2 separate regions of the Homo sapiens genome follow, and region 1 is linked to region 2. Evidence: chromatin loops called from intact Hi-C (ENCODE). Cell type or tissue: mammary epithelial cell. All regions are shown on one strand. Each heading gives the region's core, and the rest is flanking DNA. Links, peaks and the distances in the headings are about the cores only. Region 1 overlaps LRIG3-DT (LRIG3 divergent transcript). Region 2 holds the start of LOC105369788 (a long non-coding RNA gene).

Region 1 (5,388 bases), core at 105-5,104, 640 kb before region 2:
ACCTGGCTGAGGTGTCGGGTTTATGCACTATGAAGTTACTATTTTCCCCTCTTTCCATACTGCAGTCTTTGGAAGAAATGCACTATGCACAGCCCAGATTAAGGAGTCAGGAGTTATGCTCCACCTCTGTGAGTTGCCCTAAGAGGTGGGCATCCTGAGTTTATTATGGTTATGATGAGGTTTTTATAATGATTATAATCACTAAAGTTCCGGATCTTTTTCACCAAGACTGGGGGAAAAACGTAGACTCAAGAAAGGAAAAAGTGGATATTTAACAAGTATTGCTGACTGAATGAATGAATGAATCCATAATACAGCAACTGGAAGTTATTGGTTTGTTCAGTAAAGAATTTCAGAACAAATAATGATCTGAGATGTTTTCTTTTTAGTGCTCCCAAAGGTGACCTTATAAGAGTTAGAAATAGCCACTGTATTTGAGTCATATGCATCCTATTACCAAATGATTTCTAGGGCAGCAAAGCCTACGAGTTAGACCATTGCGTTCTGCCACTAGACACACATGTTCAAATCCAAGGTCCTCCTCTTTGCCATTCAGTGTCTCATCTCTAATACAATAGTAGTACCTACCTCCTGGGAGAGCAGTGAGTATTGAATATGTAAACATTTGGAAAGCCCTTGACATACTGTCTAGCACCCAGTAATTGCTGTGAAACATAAATTTGATCCTTTTTGCATATACTATATTTATAGGTTTTTATATTTCAAAAATTAAAATGTAAAAGGTCTAGCAAGAGGGGATGATATCTTAAGCCTACGCAGTTTTTTAGAAAAACAATTAATTAGAAATTAAAATATATTTTAAAGAATGACAAGCATCTTAAAAGCAAGTAATTTGTTTGATTTTTGTTTTGTTTTGCATTGTTTCCCCTATAGAAACAGCTTATTTTGATGCTGAGGATAAATGGCATAATTTGTGTTTGAACTGTTTCTTTCCTAATTGTTTTTCCTCTTTAGCTTTTTTATCCCTTACTTTGTGCAGAACTTTCCTATTGGGTCACTAGTGAGTAAGACCTTTGAATAGACAGCCAGTATATTCACTGGTACACTCTATTTATTTCAAAGTGTTGCTTTTCTCACTTCGCTCCTTTGCACCTAAAGTATTTTAAATTTGATTGCCGGGGAACTACCCTCAAATAGTAGATCCAGTATGGGAAACTGGACTTGTTTAACTTTTGCCATTAAGAACACTATAAAAATGGAGCAAGCAAAAGGTTTCTTTCTTCTAAAAACAGCATTCTCCTGGAGTCAGATAGGTGTTAAATATTTATCATGCTCTCTCACTTGCACTTACAATTTCAACTTCACATTGAGCTTCATCGTAAGTCATGAAAAGTCCTAACTTTCTGGGCTAAGATTCATTTATGAAGGAATCTTAAAGAATTCTACCACCAGACGCTAAAGAAAAATAGGTCATTGTTTGTGATTGAGTACTAGTTGGAAGACCCAGAGGGAAAATTTGACAGGAATTAGTGCCTTTTCCAACGTTCCCATAGCCAGCTGGAGATAGCGCTGACTCATCATTGGGATCAGAACACAAGGTTTTCAAGACCTCCTCACAAGGCCTTACTCAACAAATGCTTTTTGTGGATATAGAGTGGCCCAAAGGAGAGAATTTACTGCTTCATGTCTGAGTTATAATCAATTCAGGGATTATCAAATAAAGAGGGATACTAAAGAAAAAACGGTATCAATAGATCATCTCTTTCTATTCACAGTCTTTTCAATTTGATTCTCTACTACCTTCTAACACACACTAAGATTCATTAATATTTAATACTATGAAGGCCCCAAAAATGTGTGATAAAAAATCTTTGAAGCATGCCTAATCTCCCATGCTCTGACCTCCACACACAGCACGTGTTTTTGTGCCCAAAGAAGCATCTTATTTAAGGTGTTTTTTCTCTAATCCAAAGCTATAATGTGGAGACTCTAAACCTAACTGCATTTTAAAAGAATGTATAAATGAATCTTTTAGTTCATTTTGTACGTCAAAAGTGGTTCAATCTAATAATTATTGTCATCAACACAATTAGGGCGCACAGAAATCTGAAATTCAAGAAATTAATATTGGTACATAGAAAGCCTCAGGATTCATTATTTGTATGTAATGGGAAAGAACTATTTTAGATTATGCTTCTCCTCTCCTAACGCAAAGCCAGCAGTTGTACTGTCTCCATCATTCAAATTCAATTCCCATTCACACACAGACATACCACTTACAACACAAACACACACACACATACACACACACCTGCAACACTTAAGAGATGATTTTTCATACTCCATTTGTGCAATAAGAACTTGAGCTAGTTTTCAGAATATATTAGAAACACGTAAACCTTCTTTGAAAATATGGTTGATGAAGACTCCATGGAAAATCTGACTTTGAACAAATGCAGTGAGAAGTCCAGAGAATCTTCTGTAATATTTATTAAAAGCCTTGCCCAGGGAAACAACTACTGCATGCCAACCACGTGGGGCATAATTGATAAGGGGTGTAAGAGAAGCAGAGTAAAACATGCCAAACCGATGGTGAAAAAAGAGAGTGCAGACCAAATCAAAGATATTTTTTTCTCTGATTAGTTCTGGCTAAGGGTATCATCAATTCCTTTTTGAGAAGTTATTAGGAGTTAAGACATAATCTGTACTGTACATGTTTTATAAATTATAGCATGGTCTTATAGGGAATCAATGAAGTTTATGCAGATAGACAAATAGACATGTAAGTCTAACTAATCATTCCCATCAAGATTCTAGTGGCTGAAACACACTTGTTGCTCTTTAAATGTACATCTTAGGTTACCTACATATCACAGTAAAAAGGACATTACTAATCCACCTTCACAGCCACACAGATAATTGGGTTTTCTGGCCAATGGCAGCAATCATCAGTGTTATATTAATTTCCTATAGATTATAGGAGGCCAAATGAGGAAATGGAATAGAAGGGATAGAATTTGAATGATCACTGTCACTGCTGGTTTACAGCCCTCTCATGTGTGTAGTTGAACCATTATAAGAAAAGTATAAACATTGTTTTCACTTGCCACAATCAACTCATAAACCCAAGTGAGTTTTTCCACCCCAGGCACTGCAGACAGAAGGGGGCATTGCAGCTCTATAAAATACACTGTGGATTTTTTTATTTTTATTTTTTTAATTTAGGTGTACTGAACTACCACCAACTACAAATTTGTGAGGGTCTGTGGTTTAACTCCAATCATAATAAAAATATGGAACTCTATATTCTACAGAATGAATTGAGTGACAGCAGAGAGACACAAGAGCTATAGTTAAGACACTTTTCTAAAAAAAAGTAAGATGATAGGCAAGAGACCTTTGGCAACTTAAATTTGATTTGGTAATAGATAAACTCCACCCTTTCTATACATTTGGTACCAGTGCTATCTCCTCTTCTGAAATGTAAAGGCAACATTTCTGCCTTGGGCAATTTGAAACCATAATGAATTCATTTTATTCTTCTTGGATATTATTCATTGGGGTGAGAGTTGCAAGAGAGGAGAACAAGAGTAAAATATCCTTAGACAGGCAGTTTCAATGATGTGGTTCCAACAATGATCATGCCAGATGTCTGATGGCAAGTCCTATTATTGTGATACTTCCCGCCCAATAAGAAGTTTGGAAAGTCAATAGATGCCCTGAAACTATTGCTTCCAAAGCTCAACTTAGAGTTCCTCCATCTCTTTCTGACCCTTGGTGTAGCAGTTTAATCAGATGTATCAGAACAGACAGCTGTGGTTCCCTTTTCGTTCTGAAAATAATGAGACCAAGAGTCTGTGAGTCTCTCCAACAGACAAGACACCTCCTCCATTGACAGACGTCTCCTTCCAGCTGCTTTTAACAATTTGAAATTGATTGAATCTGCAGGCTTTGAGGGATAATAGCCCCTCTTAACATTTTGAGAGGTACACAACTTGAAATGTTTCATCGTATTTCATTTCAGTGTTTCACACCGCTCTTCATTTAACCATCCAGGAAATGTAAACAGGACACTGCTTCACACTCCTGAGAGCCTGTAACGTTAAAACTTGTTTGCATGACCCTCACTGAGTAGCCTAATTAATCATCTCTGGGTGGTAGACTACACAAAATCACATTAGTCAGTTAAGTACGCATTGCCTATATCAGCAAATACTCTGCAAATATATTTTTTGGAAGTGGTGAAGGTGGCTGTCTTGCTCTTTAATGTTTAAATGTTTAGCATTTATGTTTTATTTGACTGCTAAAATTTCAAATTTCCTATAAGCAGAAGTATACATATAACATGGTACCTGAAGCACAATTTAAATCAGAATCATGTCCTAATTGTAACAAATTTCTGAAAGGCAAATAGTATTAGCTTAGGTTTTTTTTCTAAGGCAATACTAGAATCCATGTTCATCATTCAGACGTCCATAATCATTAGCGGCTCTTACTTGGCTACCTACCAAGAAGTATTCTTTGTGCATCATAAACTCTTTAGACAAGGTTTCCTAAGGGCTGCCTATAATCCGAGAATATTTAATTTTGGGTTTCAGTTCCTGCAGTGTCATTACAATGCCCAGTCTCCTATCTCTCTTACTGCCTTGTATTTATTCCTAACTACAGCACAAAGATTAACTGGATAATTGTTTTTACATTCTCCCTGGATTCTTCAGGATTAGATTCCATAGAAAGGGAACCCATTAAACCTTTCGGGTGCAAAAGCACAAAGAAGCAAACAAATAACCATTAACCCTCCCACCACCCCCAGATCCCTGCCAGTAATTTTATAATATGTGTTCAGCATATGTACATCAGACAACAGGAGCTTCATGGAAGAAAAGTAGAATATCACTCTTATTCTGATAATTAGACAAAAGGACACAGAAAACGGCTACACTAGCATACATGACCCAGATGAGAACTATTTTAAAAACCTTTTTTTCTAAAAAAAAAAAAAAAAAGAGAGAGAGAGAAAGAAAAGCCTGCCAGTTGTACATGTATTTCTGACTTTTTAGAAAGGTTCTAGCTGTATGAGATCTGGAATCAAAACCTAATGTGACCTACATAAAAGAAACGCTCTGATTCCCTAATTAAACCAAGCTGTGGCTGCAGGCTCTGCAAATAGCTGCCAAAAAATCATCCAATCAATCTTTCGACTGTCCTCCAGGAATGTAGCAAGGAGGGTGGAGAGGCCGAAGATGGCCGCGAGGATGCGGAGGCCAGGGAATGTCCTTGTTCATATGCTTGCCCCACAGTGAGGGTCCTGCATTTCCAGCACACAACACCGAGTACAGTACACGGAGCTGAGAAGCAAGGGGACCAGCAGGGGCTGAGCAGAAAAACAGACTAAATGTTTTAACAGCTGCTCTTTTTTTCTTTACC
Region 2 (5,388 bases), core at 97-5,096:
TGAGAAATTACATTTCCCCATGTTAAGAAAAATATGGATCAATTATGAGTTTAATGGCATGCCAATAAAGGGATGAGGAATTAGAAAATGAAAAGTGTGCCTTGAAAAAAGAATTATTGCATAAAAAGGAGAAACAGTATGAGGGAAAAGAGCTAAATGACTCAAAAGATATCATAGTGTTTGGGAACTCTGCTGGCAGCTTCTAACCTTGTGAAGACTAACTTCCTAGTTAATATCTGTGCAAATTAAGTGATGAAATTCAGTTAAACTGGTCTATTTTTGATAATGTGTTTACAATGATTTTTTTTAAGTCTAGCAACTCTCTACTACTTCAGGTAAATAAAAATCAAATTTCATTTTATTAAAGGAAGACTTCTACAATTATAGCAGCAAATACTTTGAGACTTGTCAAAATTATGCTGGCATAAGCACACTTCCAATGAACAATAAAAGAAAAAGCTGTTGGAAAAGAAAGTTTATAAACTGCTCATGAGGGAAAGTTTTTTTGAAAATTTTTTCACAGTGGTCTTCTTTAACAGTAGAGAAGAACATTCTAGTACCCCAAACTCCTCTAAGTGACAATATTTTCTATGTCTATTTGCTATCTAAAGGACAGTCTAGGGATAAAATTCTTCATCATTGCTTTGAACCAACTAAAAAGTTTCACATTTTGTGAGTTCAATAGGATTGAGAAAATGTCCAAAAATAGGTGTTTATATTTCCAGCATAGCTTATTTCCCCATAAAATGATAGAATAGATTCTTAGCTCAGCCACAATATAGCTTTCCATCTCCCTCTCACTATGACTTGAAAAACTCAATTATCTCAATGTCTGATATGGTCTGGGTCAGTTCTGTAATTACAGCTAAACTCAAAGTTCTAGCAGGTTCTGCAAACAAACACTGATAATTCTAAGGGTAAGGTTAAAGCTTTATTTCTTACTTTTAAAAAATATATATCCCCTATTTGGCTGCTGGAAGATGAAAAATATGGCAAAGACAGGTATTTAAAGGACCATACAATAACCACAAAAATTAAAAACAATTATTTTAATGACCTGGTGCCCCTGTTCTAGAGTCCACTGATTCTTGTAACTCTTATGTTCCACCAAAATCTACTCTATTCATTAACTTTTTGAGGAAATTGCTCTCATTCAATAGGGTTACCAAATAAAACACAAATATTGCATGGGACATACTTATACTAAAAAAATTATTCTTTATTTATCTGAAATTCTTACATAAATATGCATCCTGTAGTTTTGTTTTCTAGGTTCAGCAAGTACATGGAATATTACTGGAAGGACTCTTGTCCTTTCCCAGGAACCCTTCCCCTCCCTCCTGGGGATATCTAGGATTTTGACACTAATCTTGTTACCGCAGAGCTATACTAGAAGTTCAAACAAACAAAATCTATGTTACTCACATATAAAACCTTCAGTGTCCAGGTTTCATAGAGACAGGGATGTTTCCGGAGCTGTCTAGGTGTTTAACTCCTCCCTTCCCACTCACCCACACAGACACACACAAACACACACACACACACACACACACACACACACACACATAACACACAGAGGTAATAAGCTAATGTTCACCTCATTTTCCCCTCCAACAAGACAGAGTAGATCTTGTAAGCAGGAAGAAAAGCTGCTTCTATATGTCCCAGCACAATGGCCCTCCTGTGAGCACCATACAGGCTCCTTGGCCTGCACCATCATTGTCTGCTTTATTGGTTGCTTCCACTTGATAGGCCATGTCATTGTATCATTGAACATCCACATAAATAGACTCATGTTTATGCTGTAATTAAAAGGGAACAGTTTGGGTTACTGGAACAAGTCTCTCCTTGTCGCAGTTTTTTGCACACCAGCTAGAGAAGATCTCTGATCTACGCTGGGTCATTTTTCTCCTACTTAGTCCACCAAATCCCCAGCTGCTGGCTCAGGCCCACCCGTTGATTAGTACTGTCCTGTATGATACTCTTGTTGCGGTTAAAAGGAATTAACAGTCCTCTAGTCTAAACCCCGTGTTTGACAAACAGGGCTCTTGAAGTCCAGAGAGGTGATGTAACACATGGCGACCACGGAGATATTTAGCAGCCTGTACTGGACAAGGTCCCAGGTCTTCCAGCCATTCAGTGTTCTTTCCAGCACCACCCTGTGCCTCCCTCAACAACATACCTTTATCTAAGGCAGAACTGACAAAGTCGAGTCCGAGGAAAATAATTCTTGCTAGGCAGTATTATAGGAAATTGCTTTATAAAACAGACAATTAATTTGCTCACTTATAACAAATGACCATGTCCCTTGTGGAATAAATACTAACTCCTATCTAGAGCAGGGTTAGCAAACTTTTTCAATAAAGAGCCACACACTATCTGTGTGTCTCACTCAAATCTCCCTTTAGGAGAACCTGCTGTGAGGAACATAGCTTATTAAGAGGCTCCAACTGCCACATTTTTCAGTCCACCAGGAGGCATCATTTGCCCCATAACCACATTCTCCTAGGGCTATTCTCAGCCCATAACTGAATATGCTGGGGGTACTACAGTGGGCCATTTCTGTCTAACATGAGATTACTCTAAAGCAAAGGGTGGAAACTTTTCTATAAAGATCCAGATAATTAATATTTATATTTTTCCATCCACATGTTCTCTGTTGCAACACTTTAACTCTGCCAGTTAAGCATGAAATCAGTCATAGGCAATATGTATATGAATAGATATGACTGCATCTCAATAAAACTTTAATTACAAAATCAGGTAGCAGGCCAGATTTGTCCCATGGGCCAAATAGTTTGCCAACCCTAGCTTGAAAGAGCTCAGGGACTACCCCTTGACCTGGCAGAACATTTCTCAGAACTGTGCATGATCTGAGGCTCTTCCTACTCAGTCTTTCCCTCCATCTCTCCTTTCACTTCTTTCAGACCTGTCCACTCCTGCTCTCTACCTACTCCTCCTCCTTCCAGTTCTTATTCTTCACAGGTGTTTCACTCAATAAAATCTCTTGCATATTTCATTCCATGTTGGTATCTGCTACTTTGAAGATGCAACTGGCACTCCTTGTATTTATTTTAAATGTGATTGGCTGCCAGTAGATTCTGTGTAAGTTAGGAATAAAATGAGACACAAAGTAAAAATTGCTGCATTGGTCCCATTCAAGAAAAAAAAGTAACTAAAAATAAAATGATATACGTAAGTTAAATATATTATAAGGTGTGAAAGAGGGAGAGAGTATAATGTCATAGAAATTATAAAGGACTGCCCTCAAAAGATCTGGGACAAGCTCTTGCTTTGCCTTTTTCTAGCCCTATGGCCTTCACTCTTTAAACTCATCTCAGAAATGGCTTCATCCCACATTGCCTGCCTCACAGGATTATCAAAAGCAAATCACTAGCATTCACGTCATCACCTGTGTTTGTTATCACATTTGAATAGTTGCACCTCTTTTTATCCCTAGTTAGAGCCACATCATTTCATTGAGGAGCTGAATTTTTTATTTTATAGGAAATTTAAGGTTATTCCCTGTAGAGGTATAACAAAGCCTACGTACACTTCAAATAAGTTATCCTGGCTGGCCCTTGTCCTTAGTTGGAATATGATGATAATGCAGCCAATGTGGCAAACTTGATCCCCTCATTGACCAATTTACTTTGAACTGAGGACAAACAAGGCATGTCTCACCTGTGTCAACAGGCCTACTTCCAAAAGGAACAGATAAACCATCACCATTACAGAAATAAATACTCAAATTTCATCTTCTTTCTACAGTGGACTGACTAATAATGCCATCTTTTAATCTACCAGGCTCAAACCAAAGATTTCTCAGTGGCCCCTCCAGACTGAAATGGACTGGTATGAGTTACCCTTGATATGAAAGGAGGCAAGAGAAATAACTGAAAATATCCTCGAGTTTGGGTTTATTAGAGAGAGAGGCACAGAAGACAACAACCAGATTCATTCTGTACCTGTGTGATTTTCAACAGTCAACATTAGCGTATTGGTGCAGGATATGTAAGATAACTCCTTTGTCAAGAGATTGGAGTGACAATAACAGACTCAAGGACTCAAAGTGTAAAAAGAATCATACGAAAGGAGAAAGGTAAAAGGCTAAGAAAAGGCTTTCAAGAATACATATTAAATTGTGAGAAATAAATGTAAATCTATAAATCAGTCACAAAGTTTACTTATCATTTATTCAAAAATATTAATCACCTACTGTGTGCTAGCCGCTGCTCAAGATACAGAGATGTTGGGGTGACCAAGATAGGCAAGAGTCTGCTTACATTTCATCATGAGAAGATAGCCCAAAAAAGCAACCCATACTTAATTATTACTTTTAGAGGTTGATAACAGCTAAGAAAATAAACCCAAGTAAAACAAGACAGAGAGAGGAAAGGCGAATTTGGATAATGTGATTGGGAAAGTGTCCCAGAAGCAGTCACTTTTAAGCCTAGACACAAATGAAGAGAAGAAGACAGCCACAGGACACCCTGGGGGAAGAGGTTTGTGTATAAAGGAAATGGTAAGTGCAAAGGCCCTGAGGCAGGCACAAGCCCAGAAACAGAAAGAAGGCCTGTATGCCTGGAGCTTAGTGAACCAAAAAAGTAGTGTGAAATAAGATCACAGGGTAGGCAGGGGCCAGATCTGGCTTTCGAGGTCATAATAAGGAGCTCAGATTATTCCAAGTGAAATGGGAAGCCATTGGAGACTTTTATCATCAGATTAATAGATGGAGATAAGCAGATCAACCAAAATGACTCCTTAAAGGTATAGACTTTCTCTTGCTTACTCCTCCATCCCCTTGACAACTAGTCAGTGCTTAAAACACATGGTGCGTTCTCATTAATGCACATTGCATTGAATTAAGAAAAACAATTTATGTCCATCTTGCACTGATCCTTATGAGCCCCTTAAGGGATATAATTTAAAAAAAAAATAATTTCAGTGATGAGAAAAATATCCGGTATTGTAATTTTCAGAAATATCTGTGAATGAATGAATGATGCAGATACTGAAATTGGAGAGTGGAAGACACATTTGCTAGACTGATTTCATCCTGGGGAGAAAGGGTACTTTTAGGATCCACTATAGCTAGTGAACAATTTTGAGAGAGAAAGGGAGCTGCTGTAAATCATGTTGGGACAACAGGTGTGAAGTGGGACTATCTTGAATACTCCACAACATATGGTCACCCTGAATATAGTTTCTATTAAATAAATCTCCCCAAATCGTCAACTCTATCCACTGTTCATTAGCTCCAGACTTAAAAGAAAACTTCTGATTACTATTTTCTTAACTTACTTTGTTTTCAAACCAAGCTAACAAGAAGAACATTAATGTCTCGATCAATCCTTTAGTTAGAGATTAACATATGAATAAAACAGG

The links. A loop is a pair of places that touch in the nucleus more often than their neighbours do. Peaks named below come from ENCODE experiments on the same cell type or tissue, not always from the same donor. Only the 100,000 strongest peaks of a DNase experiment are listed, where the experiment ranks them.
Region 1: it touches region 2 in a loop (2.5-fold over the local background); 3 of 110 quality-filtered maps call a loop at or near these places.

What each region holds. Positions count from the first base shown.
Region 1 is chr12:59,085,009-59,090,396 of GRCh38, reverse strand. The region is part of intron 3 of LRIG3-DT (LRIG3 divergent transcript); the gene reads right to left. Among named protein-coding and RNA genes, the nearest start is that of LRIG3-DT, 170 kb to the right of the region's middle. In mammary epithelial cell, for the core only: a CTCF peak has its summit at 3,115 (motif pointing right); no DNase peak of the experiment used is centred there; H3K27ac peaks cover 126 bases.
Region 2 is chr12:58,440,839-58,446,226 of GRCh38, reverse strand. LOC105369788 (a long non-coding RNA gene) reads right to left here and starts at 1,670. Exons shown (of 4, transcript XR_945006.2): 1 at 1,598-1,670. In mammary epithelial cell, for the core only: a CTCF peak has its summit at 2,470 (motif pointing right); no DNase peak of the experiment used is centred there.